3 separate regions of the Homo sapiens genome follow, and regions 2 and 3 are each linked to region 1. Evidence: chromatin contacts called from ENCODE Hi-C or POLR2A ChIA-PET data. All regions are on one chromosome and are shown on one strand. Each heading gives the region's core, a stretch centred on a gene start or an enhancer-like site at or near the end of the contact. The rest is flanking DNA. Distances are from core to core; before and after follow the strand shown.

The links. A loop is a pair of places that touch in the nucleus more often than their neighbours do. ChIA-PET counts read pairs that join two places held with the same protein, here RNA polymerase II (POLR2A). Pooled maps may share reads with other maps.
Region 2: a loop to region 1 is called in a pooled map, with 11 times the contacts of the local background. The contact joins the promoter of PDXK here to the promoter of WDR4 in region 1. A Hi-C loop is called at or near these places in 9 of 50 pooled maps.
Region 3: a map of dorsolateral prefrontal cortex shows a loop between it and region 1 (3-fold over the local background). The contact joins the enhancer-like site here to the promoter of WDR4 in region 1. A Hi-C loop is called at or near these places in 1 of 168 maps with a recorded cell type or tissue (dorsolateral prefrontal cortex) and 1 of 50 pooled maps. POLR2A ChIA-PET finds 5 or more read pairs at or near these places in 1 of 52 experiments (GM12878).

What each region holds. Positions count from the first base shown.
Region 1 is chr21:42,877,246-42,881,494 of GRCh38, forward strand. It overlaps WDR4 (WDR4 tRNA N7-guanosine methyltransferase non-catalytic subunit), which reads right to left and starts at 2,294. Exons shown (of 11, transcript NM_018669.6): 1 at 2,162-2,294. The coding sequence starts at 2,250. LOC105372817 (a long non-coding RNA gene) reads left to right here and starts at 2,467. Exons shown (of 4, transcript XR_937765.3): 1 at 2,467-2,510. RefSeq lists enhancers at 356-1,319, 1,320-2,284, 1,937-1,986, 2,017-2,126, 2,197-2,546.
Region 2 is chr21:43,717,334-43,721,582 of GRCh38, forward strand. PDXK (pyridoxal kinase) reads left to right here and starts at 1,796. Exons shown (of 11, transcript NM_003681.5): 1 at 1,796-2,048. The coding sequence starts at 1,962. LOC124905032 (a long non-coding RNA gene) reads right to left here and starts at 1,215. Exons shown (of 2, transcript XR_007067896.1): 1 at 882-1,215; 2 at 142-359. RefSeq lists enhancers at 1,098-1,147, 2,489-3,398 and silencers at 1,298-2,087, 2,128-2,437, 2,595-2,784.
Region 3 is chr21:42,155,104-42,159,352 of GRCh38, forward strand. No RefSeq gene overlaps it. Among named protein-coding and RNA genes, the nearest start is that of UMODL1-AS1, 49 kb to the left of the region's middle. Within about 2 kb of position 2,013, at least 3 of the 41 ENCODE cell types and tissues checked have a DNase peak (open chromatin) inside an H3K27ac peak, as active enhancers do; they include dorsolateral prefrontal cortex, where a contact is called at or near this core.

The sequences.
Region 1 (4,249 bases), core at 1,044-3,543:
CAATTCTCCCGCCTCAGCCTTCCCGGTAGCTGGAATTACAGGTATCTGCCACCACGCCTGGCTAATTTTTGTAGTTTTGGTAGAGACGGGGTTTCGCCATGTTGGCCAGGCTGGTCTCAAGCTCCTGACCTCAGATGATCTGCCCGCCTCAGCCTCCCAAAGTGCTGAGATTATAGGCAGAGCCACTGCGCCCAGCCTAACAATGATTTTTAAAAGAGCACTTTGTTAAAAAAAAAAAAAAAAAGTTGATTTTTTTTCTCTGTGGAACAAAAAATATTTGCACACTCATTAAATTAAAAGTTGTATACTTGACAAGAAAACTGTCTAGATACAATATTTCAGGGAACAGTTAACAAACTTTATTTGCTTAATCTCTTATTGGAGTACGTCATACTGCATAGTTCTGTGGGAAAAAAAAGTTCAGTAAAACAAATGAGGGATAAATACTCAACAGGAATTAATATGCTATTCTTTTAGGCACCACAAAATCTATGCGACATGGTTATAAGAAATTACGGGCCGGGCGCGGTGGTTCACGCCTGTAATCCCAGCACTTTGGGAGGCCGAGATGGGCGGATCACGAGGTCAGGAGATCGAGACCAGCCTGGCTAACACAGTGAAACCCCCATCTCCACTAAAAATATAAAAAATTAGCCAGGCATGGTGGCAGGCGCCTGCAGTCCCAACTACTCGGGAGGCTGAGGCAGGAGAATGGCGTGAACCCGGGAGGCGGAGCTTGCAGTGAGCCAAGATCGCGCCACTGCACTCCAGCCTGGGCGACAAAGCGAGACTCCTCAAAAAAAAAAAAAAAGAAAAAAAAGAAATTATGTTCTGATACTGTTGAGCGTTCAGTGGGATTCTGTATACAAATTTCAAAGAGCCATTACTATTTAGAAACATATCTCACCTACCTGAAAGTGTTCCCATGACCCCAGGCACTTACCAACATAAGAATCACCCATTTTCCATACTGAACCTAAACTTCGGTTTATCCCATCCTCACCCCCTGGCACGTATCTTGTACATATTTATAGCCTTTAAAGCGAGTGCACCAAAAAACTTTCCATATGGAACCGTGGACTTGTCTTCCAAGTCAGAAACTCCACCAGCCACTAGAATTTCCTCAAAATGCAAAGACTGAAGGTAAGCAAATCATGTCTAATATATCCACAGCTCACTCTGGCAGATATTAGACCGTGAGTCTCTAAAACAAAATCATCTGGGATATGTGACGGGTTTCTGAGTACAATTTTTGTGAGACCTAACTTAACATCGAATTGGCTTTCTAAAACCAAACGAACAAAAAATATACAGTATATCTGACAGACACGTCGTCCGTTTCAAATATGAAATCACAAATAACCTGGGAAAGGAAACGAGGGGCTGAAACTGACAGCACTACTAATTGCTCCGAGAGTCCTGAGTTAGGACTGTTCCATCAACAAACATTTACTAAGTTAAAAATCCCCTGCGTCGTCCTAGCACTGGCGATACACTAAGGAAGGAGAATAAAATTACGGAAAGCAAAACCCGAGCCGTGCGAAGGGCCACTAGGGAGGTGCGCACTGCGAGCTCCACGTGCACCCTTGGGTTGGGTAAGTGTCGGAGATGACTTGGAGCCCTAAGGAGCAATTAAGGCCAGGTGAGTGGATGCAGGCCGGGAAGAGGGAACAGACAACCCTGCAAAAAGAGGGAGCGCGCTTGGAGGTCAGTGAGCTCGCAGTGAGTAAGCCCCTCCCTTCTCACCAGGGAGACCCGAGACCCGCTTCTTCCCAGTTCTGCAGAGCGTGTTCGGCCGGGCCTTGCTGACTGGTCAGCGTCGCCCCACGTGCTCTACCTACCCGGTCCCCGCCGGCGCCGCGGAGACCGGAAGCGACCCGGCGGCGCTAACCGGGCAAGAACACCGCAGACCAGCCATCTAGTGCAAGGAGCGCGCCGGAGCCGGGGAGCGGACGCCGAGAGCGGACGGCGAAAGCGGACCCTCCAGGCGCAGAGACGCGGCCAGGCCGAGACTGCGGCGGAGGACTCGTGGGCTGGAGCGGAGTTCCCCGGGGTCACCCCAGAGTGGGTGCGACCAGGCGGTGCGGGAGAAGCGGGGTCGCCAGGACCCGACGCGCGCCCGCAGCCTGGTCTCCCTGTTCCAAGACCAAGGCCCCCTCACCTGCTTGCTATGGAGGTGGCCAGGAATCGGCTGCCGCCCCGCACCACCAACGTCTGCCCGCACAACGCCAGTCCCACAGAGCCCGCCATGTACCCGCCCGCCTCACCGCCATACACATGTGCCAGCCCAGAGCCTCTTCCTGTCCGCACCGGTCGGTGACGCCAGGCGCAGACGCCGAGAGATGACGTATACCCCACGTACCGCGCATGCTCAAGGACGAGCCTGCCTTGAGCATGCGTGAAAGGTGCTGTGACCGCCCTCCGGGTTGTGGCTGGTGGCCTTCGGTGTTTCGGGTTTGGCAGTTCACTCACCAAGGTGATCTGATGGAGTGCACTTCGCACGATTCCAAGTACTTGCCTAATGTTCATCCTTTCCTCTAGACGGGGTAGGGCTGGTTCTGGATCTTTTTCCGCGGTAGCTGGAGAGACGTAGGACCTGATGATGGCTACTAGATGCCTGGTAAATGATCCTTCAAGAAGTGAATGAACCGGGGGCCGTGGCTCACATGAAGTCAGCAGTTCGAGAGCAGCCTGACCAATATGGTGAAACCCCGTTTCTACTAAAAGTACAAAAATTTGTTGGGCGTGGTGGCGTGCGACTGTAGCCCCAACTACTTGGGAGGCTGAGACAGAAGAATTGCCTGAACCCGGGAGGCGGAGGTTGCAGTGAGTCGAGATCGCCCCCGCTGCACTCCAGCCAGGGCGACAGAGCGAGACTCTCTCTCAAAAAAAAAAAAAATGTCCAAGATGTGGTCATGGGTGAGGGTGTCTCGGGTGGCGTCAAGTCTGAGGTCGCTAGAAGTAAGCCTACTGAATCTTTGCACTTAGACAAGCCACAGATGCCTTAAAATCTCCGAACTGTAGTGATATTTTCAACCCAAACTATGGTTAGTTTCCAGTGTTCATCCCAAGATCCCCAAAAGCCTCTTACAATCCCAGCATCAGGCACAAAATCTAGGATCTCACGGTCTGTTTTAGATTGGCTTGTCCGGTGCAGCTCCTCTTGATCCAGAGACTTACAAACTAAAAAGATTAATTTTCTCTCCCGTGCACGCAATATATGATGGTGAGCCGGGACCAGATAACCACAATAAATACTTGCATGTGAAAATGAGAAGAGGAGGAGACACAGTAATCACTGGTCCAAAGCAATTCTGAAATCCTACTGGAAGATGTTTTCAGGCCCTACAAGAATAAGAAGTCTTAACCAGGCCCGAGTTCTGCTTCCTGGGAGTATCTCCCCAGGCTGTATCTCAGCACAGCTCTTGCCTCTGCCCTCTTGGGTGTCCCTCCTTTTCCAGCACCTTCTTGGCCATGTTGAAGAATGTGCCCTTTGAGAAACTTTCTCAACCTCCTTCCTGTCATTAGCAAATTGTGAGCCCACAGACCTTTTTTCACTCTAAACTGTTCTGTCCACATTTTGGCAGCTGGTGGTGCTTTGTTCACTACAAGTCCCTTAAAAGCTTTATGGGCTTCTCAAGAATCTGATTCAGGTGCTCTCCATGCCCAAGAAGCCACTCCCACTAGTCTTTTTTTTTTTTTTAGACGGAGTCTCGCTCTGTCGCCCAGGCTGAAGTGCAACCTCCACCTCCCGAGTTCACGCCATTCTCCTGCCTCAGCCTCCTGAGTAGCTGGGACTACAGGCGCCCGCCACCACGCCTGGCTAATTTTTTGTATTTTTCAGTGGAGACGGGGTTTCACCATGTTAGCCAGGATGTTCTGGATCTCCTGACCTTGTGATCCGCCTGCCTCGGCCTCCCAAAGTGCTGGGATTACAGGCGTGAGCCACCGCGCCCAGCCACTTGTTAACATTTAAATCATTGAGATCACCTTGACTTCAGCATTATTCTTAAGGCCATATTTTATTAGCGCCACTCTGAATTTGATCTTTGGCCCAGGTTATGACTTACTTTGAGAACTTGTTACCAACTATTGGGTCTAATAATACTTTCCCCAGCTTCAACCCAAAGTGTGCTCTAAATTCTGCTGGCCAGTTTGTTTGTTTGTTTGTTTTTAACCACACTCTTTTCTATAAGTGTCTCAACATATTCAAGCAAAAGAAACACAGGTTAATCTCAACATTATACTG
Region 2 (4,249 bases), core at 546-3,045, 840 kb after region 1:
CAGAGTAGGATGAGCAAAGGGTAGTAAGGGCAGTTGTTGGTGCTGCCTTTGTAGGTTCCTGGGGCTCTCACCCAGCACTGCTTGTCACCAACTCTGTAACCTCTGACTTCTCCTTAGTTTGTTAACTTCACAATCTATAAGTTTGGGAAAGGACAGGAGAATTTATTTCTTACAAAGGGTTACAGCCTTTAAGGTGATGAGACGGGAGAGTTCCCTGGAGCCTTTTGCTGGACTTGTGATAGGGGTGTGGCTTGCTTACCTGGCACCACGCTCTAACTCCTTGTGGGAGGGGAAGCACGCAGGCGAGTGGGTGCGAGGGCCAGGACAAGCGCTTTTGGACTCCAGCCTCGTGGTACCATCTAGGGGTGTGTTACAATTAATTCTCTTTATTTTATTTTATTATTTTTTTGAGACAGAGTCTCTCACTGTCACCCGGGCTGGAGGGCAATGGCGCGATCTTGGCTCACTGCAACCTCCACCTCCTGGGTTCATGCAATTCTCCTGCCTCAGCCTCCCAAGTAGCTGGGATTACAGGTGCACACCACCACACCCAGCTAAATTTTTGTATTTTTAGTAGAGATGGGGTTTCATTATGTTGGCCAGACTGGTCTTGAACTCCTGACCTCTTGATCCGCTCAACTCAGCCTCCCAAAGTGCTGGGATTATAGGCGTGAGCCACCGCGCCCGGCCAATGTTAGCTATTATTAATGGACAATTATGACTAATTATGAAGTACTTTCTTTTAAAAGCCTAGATCTCTAAGTAATGTCTTCCTCCCTCAGTCCTCAGCACCCGCCTGGTCGGGCATTGGGTCTCACCAAGCTACAGAGCCCTAGGTGCGCTGTGTTAGGTCACCAAGACTTTAGTCTGGTGATACTGACCCCAGGGCCCCAAATCACCATGTCTGCAAGTCTGGAACCCAAAGGCCTCCGTTCCCCGGGGTGGTGCAGGGAAGCCGCAGGGAGTGCGTCAGCTGTGGAGAGCGTAGGGGTGGGAAGTGAAGGCTGTGGGGTCCCCCAGGGGGTCAGGTTCGTCCTCGAAGGCAGGCCCTCCACAGGAAGACCTGGTTGGGGTGGGATCGGACACGCGGCCCAGACCCAGGCACCTGTGGATGGACGGCCGGGCATGTGGCCATCGGCTGGGGGCCTCTGCAGGCCGCGCCACCAGAGTGGGCACTCAGGGTCCGCAAGGGTCTGGGGCGCCCCCAGAGAAGCCCGCCGCCCCAGGCCGGTGCGGAGTTGACTGGGTCCCCCCGGCCCCGTGTCTGTCAGCTCCCGCGCGGCCCCTGGGAAGGGACGCGGATCGGATGCGGGCTCCGGGCCCTGCAGGCAGTTGAGAGCGCGGTTCCCTTGGGTATCCGGGGTCCGGGGTCACTTTCGCGCCTCCGCACTATTCCCACGCCCGCGCGCACTCTCGTGGCCATCCGCGTTGCGAGAGTGTCGCGCCCGGAGGTCAGGGGCGTGGAGCCCGGGCCCCCGAGTCTCCCCTGCGTGCGGCGGGGCGCGGGGCGCGGGGCGCGGGGCGCAGGGCTGAGGCGGAGCACAATGGTTGAATGAATGAATGAACGAACGAATGAACGGCGCTGCAGAGCCCTCTCCAGGCGGAATGAAAGTGCAAACCCAGCGTTTCGGGCGGCAGAGTGGCGGGGGCCACCTGGCGCGGCCGCGCGGCCAGGGTCCGGTTTCGCTTCCTCCCAGCCCGGGGGCGGGGCCTGCGTGGCTGTCCCCGCCCCGGTCCGCCCCCGGCCAGCCCCCGGCGCCGCGCGGAACTCGCGGGTTCGGAGCCGCCCGCTGAGGTCAGAAGGAGGCGTCTGCGCTGATCGGGTCCGCCGCGCGCCAGAGCCAGAGTCGCAGCCGAGGGGAGCCGGGGCCGGAGCCCGAGCCCGAGCCGAGCCGGAGCCCGAGCGAGCGGCGGAGACCGTGCCCCCGCCTCGGCCCCGCGCCGCCGCGGCCAGGCCCGGCATGGAGGAGGAGTGCCGGGTGCTCTCCATACAGAGCCACGTCATCCGCGGCTACGTGGGCAACCGGGCGGCCACGTTCCCGCTGCAGGTACGCATCCGCCCGCAGCCCGGGCTTACGTAACCCGAGCCCGTGACCTTGGCGGGGCTGCCCGAGACGAGCCTCAGTTCCCCGAGGGAGGCTCGGGAGCTGCGGGCAGAGCCTGGCGCGGGCGCCCTGGAGGCAGGCGCGGGATGAGCCTCCCGCTCTGCTTGGCTTGCGGGGGCGGAAGCGGAGGGCTGAGCGCTCTGCGGGCCCCTGCGGGTGGGACGGGTCCGGCGTCGGGGTACGCGGGTAGGAGGGAGCCCTGTGCACCAGCTATGGCGCAGCCGCTCGTCCTCGCCCCTTCCCGCCGACCGGGCCAACTGCCGCGGGGGCGGGCGGGCGGTGCGGCTCCCGGAGGCGAGGAAATGTCGCAGAGCCCCGAGGAGTCCCGGAGCAGTCACGCGAGCCGGGACCTTGCCCCGCTGGAACGCAGAAGCGGCCGTGGAGCTCGAGACGCTCGCGCGCTCACCTCCTGGGCCCCTGTGCGTGGGGAAGTCAGGAAGAAGACGCCGAGTGAGGTCACGGTGCCCACGAGGGTGGATTCCCCTCGGCCTGACCACGCCAGGAGGTGGCCGAAGGGAAGAGGGTGGGGCAGGGGCTGCTCTGCACCCTCTAGCAGAGCGGCATCCCTGCAGGTGTTTGCTCTGACGAGGAGAAGCCCCAGAGAGCAGTTCGGGACTGTGCGGATTGGCTTTAGGGAGCCAGCTTTTAAAACGCGTTGGCCCACGGCCTCCTGGTTGCAGCTAAGTGGCCCGTGGAGGGGTAGGAGAGGCCTGGGTGCAGTGGCGTGGGTGTCACGCAGGGCCGAGGCAGAACCAGGACGACGGGCACTTCCTGGCCTTGTCGAGTCAGCAGGAGGGCTGGGGGTGCCCTGCCGGGTCGTGCTCTCCTGTGCTGCCCACCTGCGGCCTGGTCACTGGGGACGGGAGCAGGTATGCCTGGTCCCTGTGCTGGGCCCCACGGGATGTAAAGAAGGGCCACCTGGGCACGGCGGGGCCTGCGGTGCGGGCTGGCCTGGGAGGAGGACAGGAAGAGGGGAGCAGAGCTTCAGTGGAATTTGAGGGCTGACCTAGGCGTGCCCCCAGGAGGACCAAGCTGAGCAGAGTTGAGCGTGGAAAGGCAGGGGGTTCGAGTCCGAAGTAAGTGGAGGTCCTGTTGGGAAGGATGCGGTGCTTCACAGGTGGTCTTACTTGAGACCCTGTTCCATCCAGCTGCAGGCAGACCCTGCCTGGGACAGTCAGGGTGCACCGGTTCTGTGGCTCCGGCTCTTAAGCACTGCTCTGGACCACTCCTAGCTTGAGGGGGTTGGGGGAGGTCACCACAGGCTGGCGGATTGCTTGGGCAGAGTCAGAGGTAGGATTGGGCTTGGGAAGAAAGGTGCAGGGTGCCTGAAGCAGGGGCAGCCAGGCAGTGTGGAACCAGGGGGCTCTGAGGACAGCGTCCACTCTCTTGGCAGAAGTGTGCAGGTCCTGCTGTGTCTGTCCCGTCCCTCCTCCCATCCACCTCCTACTTCATTGGGCAAACTGTTTCCTTCTTTGGCTCACTCGGGATCCCCCAGCAATGTCCTTTGTTCTCGAACTCCCAGTGACTCGAGGGGTGTCCTCTGATTGCTCACCTCAGGTGGAGCCTCGAAAGGATGGCGCTGCTGTTCCTACCTCGGGTCTCCCCAGTGCACGGCATCCTTACCTGTGGGCTCCACAGGGTTCCATGCAGGCATTTTGCTCCCATACCCCGATGTCCAAGCCCGGCTGGACAAGGAGAAGCAATGTGATGACCGAGGGGCTGAGATGGCTGGAGACCCAGCGAGCCTGGACCAGCCTTAGTGGGCACAGGAGGGAATGGGGGACAGAGCCTGGAAATGGCCTTGGGGCCAGTGTTTGCCGCTTCTAGCTGCAGTTCCAAGGGGACGTGTCCCCAAAGTCTAGAGCTGCTCTTGCAAGAGTTTGTTCTTGATTTTGATCATCACATGTGGCTTAGGACTCCAAAGCCTTGTTCACATAGCTGAATGTGAGGAAAGAAAACTTAGAAACTGGCAGAACATAGCCTCTGGCTGGGCCCCAGAGATTTGCCTCAAGGCTACTTGGAATGAGACTGGAGAATGCCTCAGGGGTGTGGCATGTAGCAGGGCGGCTGGAGAGGCGCCTTATGGGGACTGACCCAGGTGTCTGGGGGTCCCACCTCAAAGCAGGTGTCTCCACATCTTGGAA
Region 3 (4,249 bases), core at 763-3,262, 720 kb before region 1:
AGCGCCTGCTGGAGGGACAACTGGTGCATGCAGCTGACGGCACGCAGCTGAGAGGAGACGCCCCTCATTGGTTTTGGATGCATCATATTTTACGCATCTCCAAAGGTGTTTATAATTTTTTTTTTCAAGTAGCAGAAATCGCCATCAACCCAGCAAAAATAAACATATCAGTAACCATGGTGACTTCAGCCTTCCAGCCCTGGGCAGAAATGATCTCAGGCGGACACAGAGGGGCGCAGGCGTGGTTCTAAACGCTGGGTTCTATTGAAGGTGGACTAGATCTGATTGAAACTCTTCACAGCTGCTGGTGGTTGGAATTCCAGGCTCCCTGCAGGTGTCTGCCCTTCCCCTGGAAGCCTCAACAGTGACAGGGGCTGTAGCTGCTGGTGCCCGGGCTGGTCTCCTGAGGCCACCACTAGCTTCCTAGGGAGGGGCTTTACCCAACTAGGACACAGGGCCGCAGACCTGGGCACCGCTCAGCCAGGCTTCCTTCCTCGGGCCTGGACCCACTATCTGCCTGGGCTTCTGTTGCACAGCGATGATGCCAGGAAGCACACATATTCCAGCGTTCACCAGTGCACACCACCACACATCGACGCTGAGGGAACGGGTGCTGACTGGTGACCCCACTGCGAGAGGAGCTGAAAGCTTGCGCCCGGTCCCTCCCCACCCTGTGTGACTTTCTCATTTGCTGATTTTAATCTGCCTCCTTTTGCTGTAAGAAACTGTGACTTCTGTGGTCTGTGAGTCTTTCCAGAGAAGCATCAAATATTCCAACATTCACCAGTGCACACCAAAATTCTCTCTGTGGATTTTGGGAGAGCGAGAGCGAGAGAGAAACAACAGCAACAAAACTCTAAGGAACTAACGGTGTAAAGAAATAAATTAACATGCAGAAAATTTCACATAAGGTCCATCCGCATGGCCTCCCCAGGCAAAGCTTTCACCTTCTTCCTAAGGCCCAGCCTTCCCCTGGAGAAAAGGCCATTCACCCACCTGCTGGCGAGGGAGAGGTGGCCCCCAGATTCTCACACACAGGGTCACGGAGCTTGTCCTCCCTCCCAAACCACCTTCACTTCGGATCTGCCTGGATGCTGATTAGACTGGAGAGAGGAACAGATCAGAGACACTAGACCAGGGTGGGCGGAGGAGGGGCCAGGAGGCAGATGCAAAAAGGGGAGCCTGCCAGGCGCAGTGGTTCATGCCTGTAATCCCAGCACTTTGGGACGCCGAGGTGGGCAGATCACTTGAGGTCAGGAGTTCGAGACCAGCCTGGCCAACATGGCAAAACCCTGTCTCTACTAAAAATACAAAAATTAGCTGGGCGTGGTGGCAGTCTCCTGTAACCCCAGCTACTCAGGAGGCTGAGGCAGGAGAATTGCTTGAACCCGGGAGATGGAGGTTGCAGTGAGCTGAGATTGCGCCATTGCACTCCAGGCTGGGGGACAGAGCGAGACTCCATCTCAAAAGGCAAACAAACTAAAAGGGGAACCTGAGACCCCCAGCTCTGGCTGCCCTCGGTCTACACTGCTGGCAACAAGTCCAGTCCATAGTTTTTTCAGACTTTGAGGCCCAAATCTTTGATCTGGAAGGACCTGGGATTGCCAACTTGGCAGGGACTAGAGGGTAAAGGGTGGAGTCTGTCCAGGCGAGGTGTGGGGTGCCCTGGACACAGAAGACTGGATTTTGGGTCTTTATCCCTTATTGTCTCCCCAGATGCTTTTGTGAAGACAGGTCTGCTCTTCAGGTGCTCCCCTCTGCCCCTGGGTCCTGAGGGCACCAGCCCTGCCTCCCCAACCTTCTTCCAGGTGAGAATGCAGGTCAGGCTGGAGGCAGACACCTGCAGATCCTCCTAGAATGCGGGCAGCTGGGGACTCCAGATGTGGGAGTCCTGATACCCACAGTCCAGCTGTGGCCGAGAAAAGGGGCATTTTCTACTTTGCTGATCTATTTGAAGGGAATAACACCCAAAGATGGCTTTCTCCCAAGTCATGGACAGACAAAGGCAAACACGAAAACACCATCAGCCTGGCTGGCTCCGGGCCATGAAGCCTGCGGGGCTGAGCAGACTTCTGCTGCATCTGTTGGGAAACAATGCACAGTGGCCCTTGTCCCGAGGACGCAGGCTGCCTTTCAATCACTGCTGTTTCTGGAAAAAGAGAGCCCAGTCTTCCCAGAGAAGCGGGCTTAATAAGGACACAACCCTTCTGTACTCATGATAATCACAGCTCACGGCCGTGGAGAGCTTCATAGCGCTCCATCCTGTACTGAGCCCTACACATTTATAATCTCATTTAATCCTCGTAACAATCGGGCAAGGTCAGTATCGCCGTCACTGCTCCCCTTCAGGAAGCTGAGGAACTGCCCAGGGCCCTAGGATAGATCGGCATGGGGCAGGGTCAGCCCGAGACTCCCAGCCCTTAGCCCACAGAGCCTGGGGTCACAGCGGTGAAAGAACGGGACATACAAATGCAGAGGGCTCCTGCTCTAGGGTCCTCTAGGTGCTGTCACAGAGGACCACACAATTGGTAATTTAAAACAATGCACATTTATTCTCTTAAAGGTCTAGAGATTGAAGTCCAACACAGGTCTCCTTGAGCTAAAATCAAGGTACTGCAGGGCTGGTTCCTCCCAGAGGCTGGGTTTAGGGAGAGTCCACTTCTTGCCTTTCCCGGCTTCTAGAGCTGCCCTGAGGCCTTGACCCTCGGCCCCTCCTCCCTCTTCAAAGGCAGCACTGGCGTGGAGGCCTTCTCACATCTCATCCCCTGAGCTCCTCTTCCGCCTCCTCTTTCACATTTAAGGATCTTGGTGATCACTTTGGGCCTACCAGGATAATCCAAAATAAACTCCTGATGTTAAGGTCAGTAGATTAGCAATTTTCATTCCACCTGATGCCTTAATTCACTTTGCCAGGTAAGGCAACCGAGTCACAGGTTCCAGGATTAGGAGGCAGAAAGGGCTTCAGCCGGGGTTGACGCATTCAGATGTGTGCTCTCTATGGCCTTTCTGTGTCTTGGCCTGGCAGTCCTCCTGGAGTCGTCCCTGCTGGCAGGGACAGGTGCTGGAGTCAGCTCACGCCGGCTTCTGAGAGCCCAGTGGGGAACGGCTGAAATGTACAATTAATAAATTGCACTAAAACAAAGGTAACTTGAGTTTTGAGCATTTGTTACCTTTGTTTTAATACAATTTATTAATTGTACATTTTATGGTATTATTATGATATAATTTTACGATCATCATGCTGTGGCAGTTATTACCTCTGTTGCATCTGTATGGCAGAAATCCTGTGTAACAGGAGGTTTGCTAGGGCACACCGGTCTCTGCATTGAGCTTCGTCGTGTCCACAGCTTGAACCAACCATCGCAAGAGCATTTACGTCACGGAAATCAGCATGTGCTACAAATCGAGGCTTGATTTTATCGTCTTATTGATTATCTAGACTCAAGGAAATGATGAAAATCTTCGATGAACGCAGATTAATCTACAAGTGTGCTATGGTCATAACTGTTACACTGTAAATAGCATAAAACGTTGTCAAATCGTAGTTGAATTGCAGCTATAGGCTGGCTACAAATATGAGAGTTTGGCCAAAATCAACAAAAGCATCTGTGTGGACCAGTTGGCTCTATGGAATTTATGATAAAAAGTCCTGTATATTTATTATTTGTAAATTGCGTGCTTCCTTTGCATGAATAAAACTTAGAGTGGACTGACGTACAGATGTTTACACACACGTCTTTTCTGCAGAGAGCCTGTTGTTAAACATTTGCCAGCACACCACTGCCTACCCCCTGCAACCCCCACCCCGCCAGCCTCACCTTCCCGGCCCCACACTTTGTGCTCTCGTCCTCTGAGCCACGAGCACTTTCCAGAGCTCTCCTGCTGCACCGATGCCCTCTGCCCAGCATGGGATGACCCATCCCAACCATCCTCTCCCCTTGCCTGGCCCATCCTACTGGTCCCCCAGGCACGGCCCAGCAGTTATTCTCTCCAGGAAGCTGTTCTCTCCAGGAGGCTGTCCTGGCTTCTGGGTTGGGTCAGTGCCCTTCTGTGTTCTGGGGGTCCTGGGTTTTCCCCCATTGCACCCTGTGGGAATCGTGCTTGCTTCTCTGTGTTTAGGACTGGCCCCTGGCTGCCTCGTTGGTGGGGCCATAAAACTCTCCGTTTGTGCCCCAGAATCTAGCACATTTCCTACGTAGTAGATGCTCAATAAACATTCACTCAATAGAACAAACAGAATATTCACTTA